Regions from separate parts of the Homo sapiens genome. Here region 2 is linked to region 1. The links are chromatin loops, found by intact Hi-C in ENCODE. Cell type or tissue: tibial artery. All regions are shown on one strand.

Region 1 (2,500 bases):
TTCTGGGGTCCTCATGGCAGTCAAATGTGAGGACCTCTGGGGAGCGCCAGACCCCAAGGAGGCCCCAGCAAGAGCAGCTTTCCCATTGTTCCTCACTACCACGAATGGTGGGATCTCAGGACAGGGAGCCCACAGAGGCCTGGGGAAGGTTCTGGATGGGCTTGACAGCTGTGCTTCCCAAAGCTCACTGCACATCAGAGTCCTCTGGGGAACTTTTTCAAAGATACAGCTTCCTGGCCGGGCGTGGTGGCTCACGCCTGTAATCCCAGCACTTTGGGAGGGCAAGACAGGTGGATCACCTGAACCCAGGAGTTTGAGACCAGCCATGGTCAACATGGCAAAACCCTGTCTCTACTAAAAATACAAAAATTAACCGGGTGTGGTGGCGCACACCTGTAGTCCCAGCTACTCAGGAGTGAGTAGCTGAGGCACGAGAATTGCTTGAACCCGGGAGGCGGAGGTTGCAGTGAGCCGAGATCGTGCCACTGCACTCCAGTCTGGGTGACAGAGCAAGACTCCATCTCAAAAAAAAAAAAAAAATACAGCTTCCTGACCTTAAATCAGGATAACCTAGAATGAGACCTGGTCTTTGTCCTTTTTATTACTGTCTCCTCAGGTCAATCACAGTAGCTCAGGCCTGCAATCCCAGCACTTTGCAGGCTGAGGTGGGCAGATCGCTTGAGCCTAAGACTTCAAGACCAGGTTGGGCGACATAGGGAGATGTGGTCTCTACAAAAAATTTTTAAAATTAGCTGGACGTGGTGGCACGAACCTGTAGTCCCAGCTACTGGGGAGGCAGAGGTGGGAGGATCACTAGAGCCCAGGAGGTCGAAGCTGCAGTGAGTCAAGATCATGCCACTGTACTCCAGCCTGGGCAACAGAGCGAGACCCTGCCTGAAAAAAAAGAAAGAAAGAAAAAAAAAAACTGTCTCCTCAAAAAAATTAGATGTAGTCAGCCCAGTTCCAGTCTTCAGTCCAAGGTCCTTCCATTCCTCAGTGCAAACATTTGGGATAAATCTTAGGGAAGGGTGCAATCAACTTCTCTTTGCCTCTGGTGCCCCCTGGTGGACTATAGGGGTTCAAACATCTCTATTTCCTTCATTTCCAGCCTCCAACCAGGACACCCCGCTATGTACAAGAAGGTGGGCTTTTACCTTCAGAACATGGCATAGGCTCTGTTGCCAGTTTATCTGAAGTATTTTAACTTAGCTTGAATGTTTTTATTTAAATTTCCTTGCCTACCCATTGAAGTATTTGTGATTATTTGAATATAAATATGATGTTTTAAATTCCTCCATATGGCCAGGTACAGCGGCCCACGCCTGTAATTCGAACGCTTTGAGAGGCCAAGGTGGGAGGATCTCTTGAGCTCAGAAGTTTGAGACCAGCCTGGGCAACATGGTGAAACCCCATCTCTACAAAAAATTTAAAAAATTAGCTGGACGTGGTAGCATGCGCTTGAGCCCAGGAGGTTGAGGTTGCGGTGAGCTACAGTTGTACCACTGCACTCCAGCCTGGGCTACAGAGCAAGACCCTGTCTCTAAAATAAATAAATACATAAATAGAGTTCTTGGCCAGGTACGGGGGCTCACACCGGTAATCCCAGTACTTTGGGAGGCCAAGGCGGGTAGATCACTTGAGGTCAGGAGTTCAAGACCAATCTGGCCAACATGGTGAAATCCCGTCTCTACTAAATATACAAAAATTAGCCACGCATGGTGGTAGACACCTGTAATCCCAGCTACTTGGGAGCCTGAGGCAGGAGAATCGCTTGAACCCGGGAGGCAGAGGTTGCAGTGAACAGAGATTGCACCACTGCACTCCAGCCTAGGCAACAGAGTGAGACTCCATCTCAAAATAAATAAAGTTCTCAGTATGTTCCCATGGCTGTGGGGCTCACCTGGAGGAGGCAGAGTGACTGTCTAGGCTCTTAGAGGAAATGTGGTACCCATCTCACTGCACTCCTCACTCACCCTTCCCCTCTGTACCAGAGAAGTCATTGAAATGCCAAATACCTCATGACTATATACCATTACTTTCAAAACCTTTTTTGGTCTTGGGATCCTTCTACACTCAAAAAAATTATTGCTGGGCGCGGTGGCTCACGTCTGTAATCCCAGCACTTTGGGAGGCCAAGGCGGGTGGATCACCTGAGGTCGGGAGTTCAAGACCAGCCTGACCAACATGGAGAAACCCCATCTCTACTAAACATACAAAATTAGCCAGGCATGGTGGCACATGCCTGTAATCCCAGTTACTCAGGAGGCTGAGGCAGGAGAATCGCTTGAACCCGGGAAGCAGACGTTGCGGGTGATCCAAGATGGTGCCATTGCCACTGCACTGGCCCTGATTTTTTTTAAATTTTATGGAAAATAACTATTTTCAAAAAATTAATGAGAAGAGAGGTATCGTTTTACTTTTTGCAAATTTCTTTATGTCTGGCTTAATCAAAGACAACTGGATTCTCATATCTGATTCTGCAGTCAATCTGTTACCATAT
Region 2 (2,500 bases), 140 kb before region 1:
ACCTTTGCCATTCACTCCACACCCTCAATGCTCCTCCCACAAATACAGCCTGTATGGCCTCCCCAACTCTCAGAGGAGACCTCACAGTGCCAACAAAGTATGCAAAACTCTTACGCATATTTCTTTTTTACTTTGTGTTTTTTTGGAGATGGAGTCTTGTTCTATCGCCCAGGCTGGAGTGCAGTGGCGTGATCTCTGCTCACTGCAACCTCTGCCTCCCGGGTTCAAGTGATTCTCCTGCCTCAGGCTCCCAAATAGCTGGGACTACAGGTACGTGCCACCACACCCGGCTAATTTTTGTATTTTTAGTAGAGACAGAGTTTCACCATGTTGGCCAGGCTGGATTCGAACTCCTGACCTCAAGTGATCTGCCTGCCTTGGCCTCCCAAAGTGCTGGGATTACAGGCATGAGCCACCATGCCTGGCCTTATTCTCCTTATTTTAAAAGGGAGCTAACAGAGTCCTAGAATGTAAAGGGACTTGGCTGACATCCCCCAGCAAGTCAGTGAAGTTGCTGGGTCCCCTCTATGGGCCTGCAGACCCAGGTGTAGGATGTGGTGCCTCTTTACCATTCCTGGCTGCCAGGAGCTCCTAGGATGAGCCTGAAGCTATATGCAAATGTGATCATTTAAATTCACTATGACTCTGAGAGAGAAGGGTTATTCTCCCCACAACACAGGTAAGTGAGCCAATTCAGGCTCACCAGGGTCACAGGACTTATCCAAGTCACTGGATTGACAGGATGAACACTGGCTTCAAGCCCAGGCTTCTCTCTCTGTTCCTCCTACTATAACCAACTGCAGTCCACATATTTTTAGTGAGCACCTACTCAGTGCCAAGCACTGTGCTAGGTGCTGGGGAGGCAGCATGCATCAGCAGACACACCCCTTCCCTCCTGGTGCCCACATCACTGCCGGAGGAGACAGGAAACAGACGTGGAGACCGGCACAGTAATAATCAGAATCCCAGTATCAACCTCAGAAGCTTAGCAAAGTGTCACAGGGCTCCATCCCTGGCGTTCCCCTGTCTCCAGGCTTCTGGAAGTTTCTTCTGCTCCTTCACCCTTCATTCACCAGGGTTTCCCTAGCTCTCTAATAATCCCCATTCCCAGGCCTCCCACCTTGACCACATTCCCAAGTCTTCACTTTAGATCGCCACCAGGGGACAGCCGTGCACCGTGGCAGGTGGCTCCTCCTGCCAGCCCAGCTTGGGCCAGAGTTTCCACCAGAATCACAGACCGTGGGAAAGGAGAGGGGAGGAGAAAGGAAGAAAGGAAGGAAGGGAGGGGACTAAAGGGTGAACCAGGCTTCCCAGCGGGGGTGTCTTAGGGAATCAGCTCTGTCCAGACCTAGGGCAGTTTCTCAACTGTTTTCCCTCCTTATCTTCCTTCCACTTTATCTTCTCCTCGTTCATTCAATAAACTTTTTTTTTTTTTGAGATGGAGTCTTGCTCTGTTGCCCAGGCTGGAGTGCAGCAGCGCGACCTCAGCTCACTGCCACCTCCGTCTCCAGGGGTCACGCAATTCCCCTGCTTCAGATTCCCAAGTAGCTAGGATTACAGGCACGCACCACCACACCCGGCTAAGTTTTGTATTTTTAGTAGAGCTGGGGTTTCGCCATATTGGCCAGGCTGGTCTCGAATTCCCGACTTCAGGTGATCCGCCCAGCTCTCAGCTTCCCAAAGTGCTAGGATTACAGGTGTGAGCCACTGCGCCCAGCCCATTCAATAAACTTTTTAAAAGGCTTTGTTGAGATATAATGTATATGTCATAAAAGTTCACTCATTTAGAATGTACAATACAATGATTTCTTTTTTTTTTTTTTTTCTTTTTTGAGACAGAGTCTCGCTCTGTCGCCCAGGCTGGAGTGCAGTGGCACGATCTCGGTTCACTGCAAGCTCCGCCTCCCGGGTACACGCCATTCTCCTGCCTCAGCCTCCCGAGTAGCTGGGACTACAGGCGCCCGCTACCGCGCCCGGCAAATTTTTTTTTGTATTTTCAGTAGAGACGGGGTTTCGCCGTGTTAGCCAGGATGGTGTCGATCTCCTGACCTTGTGATCCACCCAGCTCAGCCTCCCAAAGTGCTGGGATTACAGGCGTGAGCCACTGCGCCCGGCCTAATACAATGATTTCTAGTATGTAGAGAGATTTATACAACCATTACTGTAACCCAATTTCAGGACATTTTTACCCCAAAAGAAACCTCGTACCCATTGGCAGTCACTCCCAGGCCTAGGCAGGTACTCCTCTCCTTTCTGTCTGTATAGATTTGCCTATTCTTGACATTTCGTATAAATAGGATAATGCAAAATGTAAACTTTTGTGACTGGTTTCTTTCACTTAGTATGTTTTCCAGGTTCATCCATGTTGTAGCATGTATATGTATTTCACTCCTTTTTATGGTTGAATAATATTCTAATGTGTGGATAGACCACATCTTGTTTCTCCATTAATCAGCGGATGGACATTTGGGTTGTTTCCACGTTAGGCTATTATGAATAA

Evidence for each region. Peaks named below come from ENCODE experiments on the same cell type or tissue, not always from the same donor. Only the 100,000 strongest peaks of a DNase experiment are listed, where the experiment ranks them.
Region 2: it touches region 1 in a loop (8-fold over the local background); 104 of 110 quality-filtered maps call a loop at or near these places.

The regions. Positions count from the first base shown.
Region 1 is chr1:21,230,714-21,233,213 of GRCh38, reverse strand. The region is part of intron 14 of ECE1 (endothelin converting enzyme 1); the gene reads left to right. Among named protein-coding and RNA genes, the nearest start is that of EIF4G3, 55 kb to the right of the region's middle. In tibial artery, a CTCF peak has its summit at 1,057 (motif pointing left); no DNase peak of the experiment used is centred here.
Region 2 is chr1:21,367,332-21,369,831 of GRCh38, reverse strand. No RefSeq gene overlaps it. Among named protein-coding and RNA genes, the nearest start is that of NBPF3, 72 kb to the left of the region's middle. In tibial artery, a CTCF peak has its summit at 1,156 (motif pointing right); a DNase peak (open chromatin) is centred at 1,173.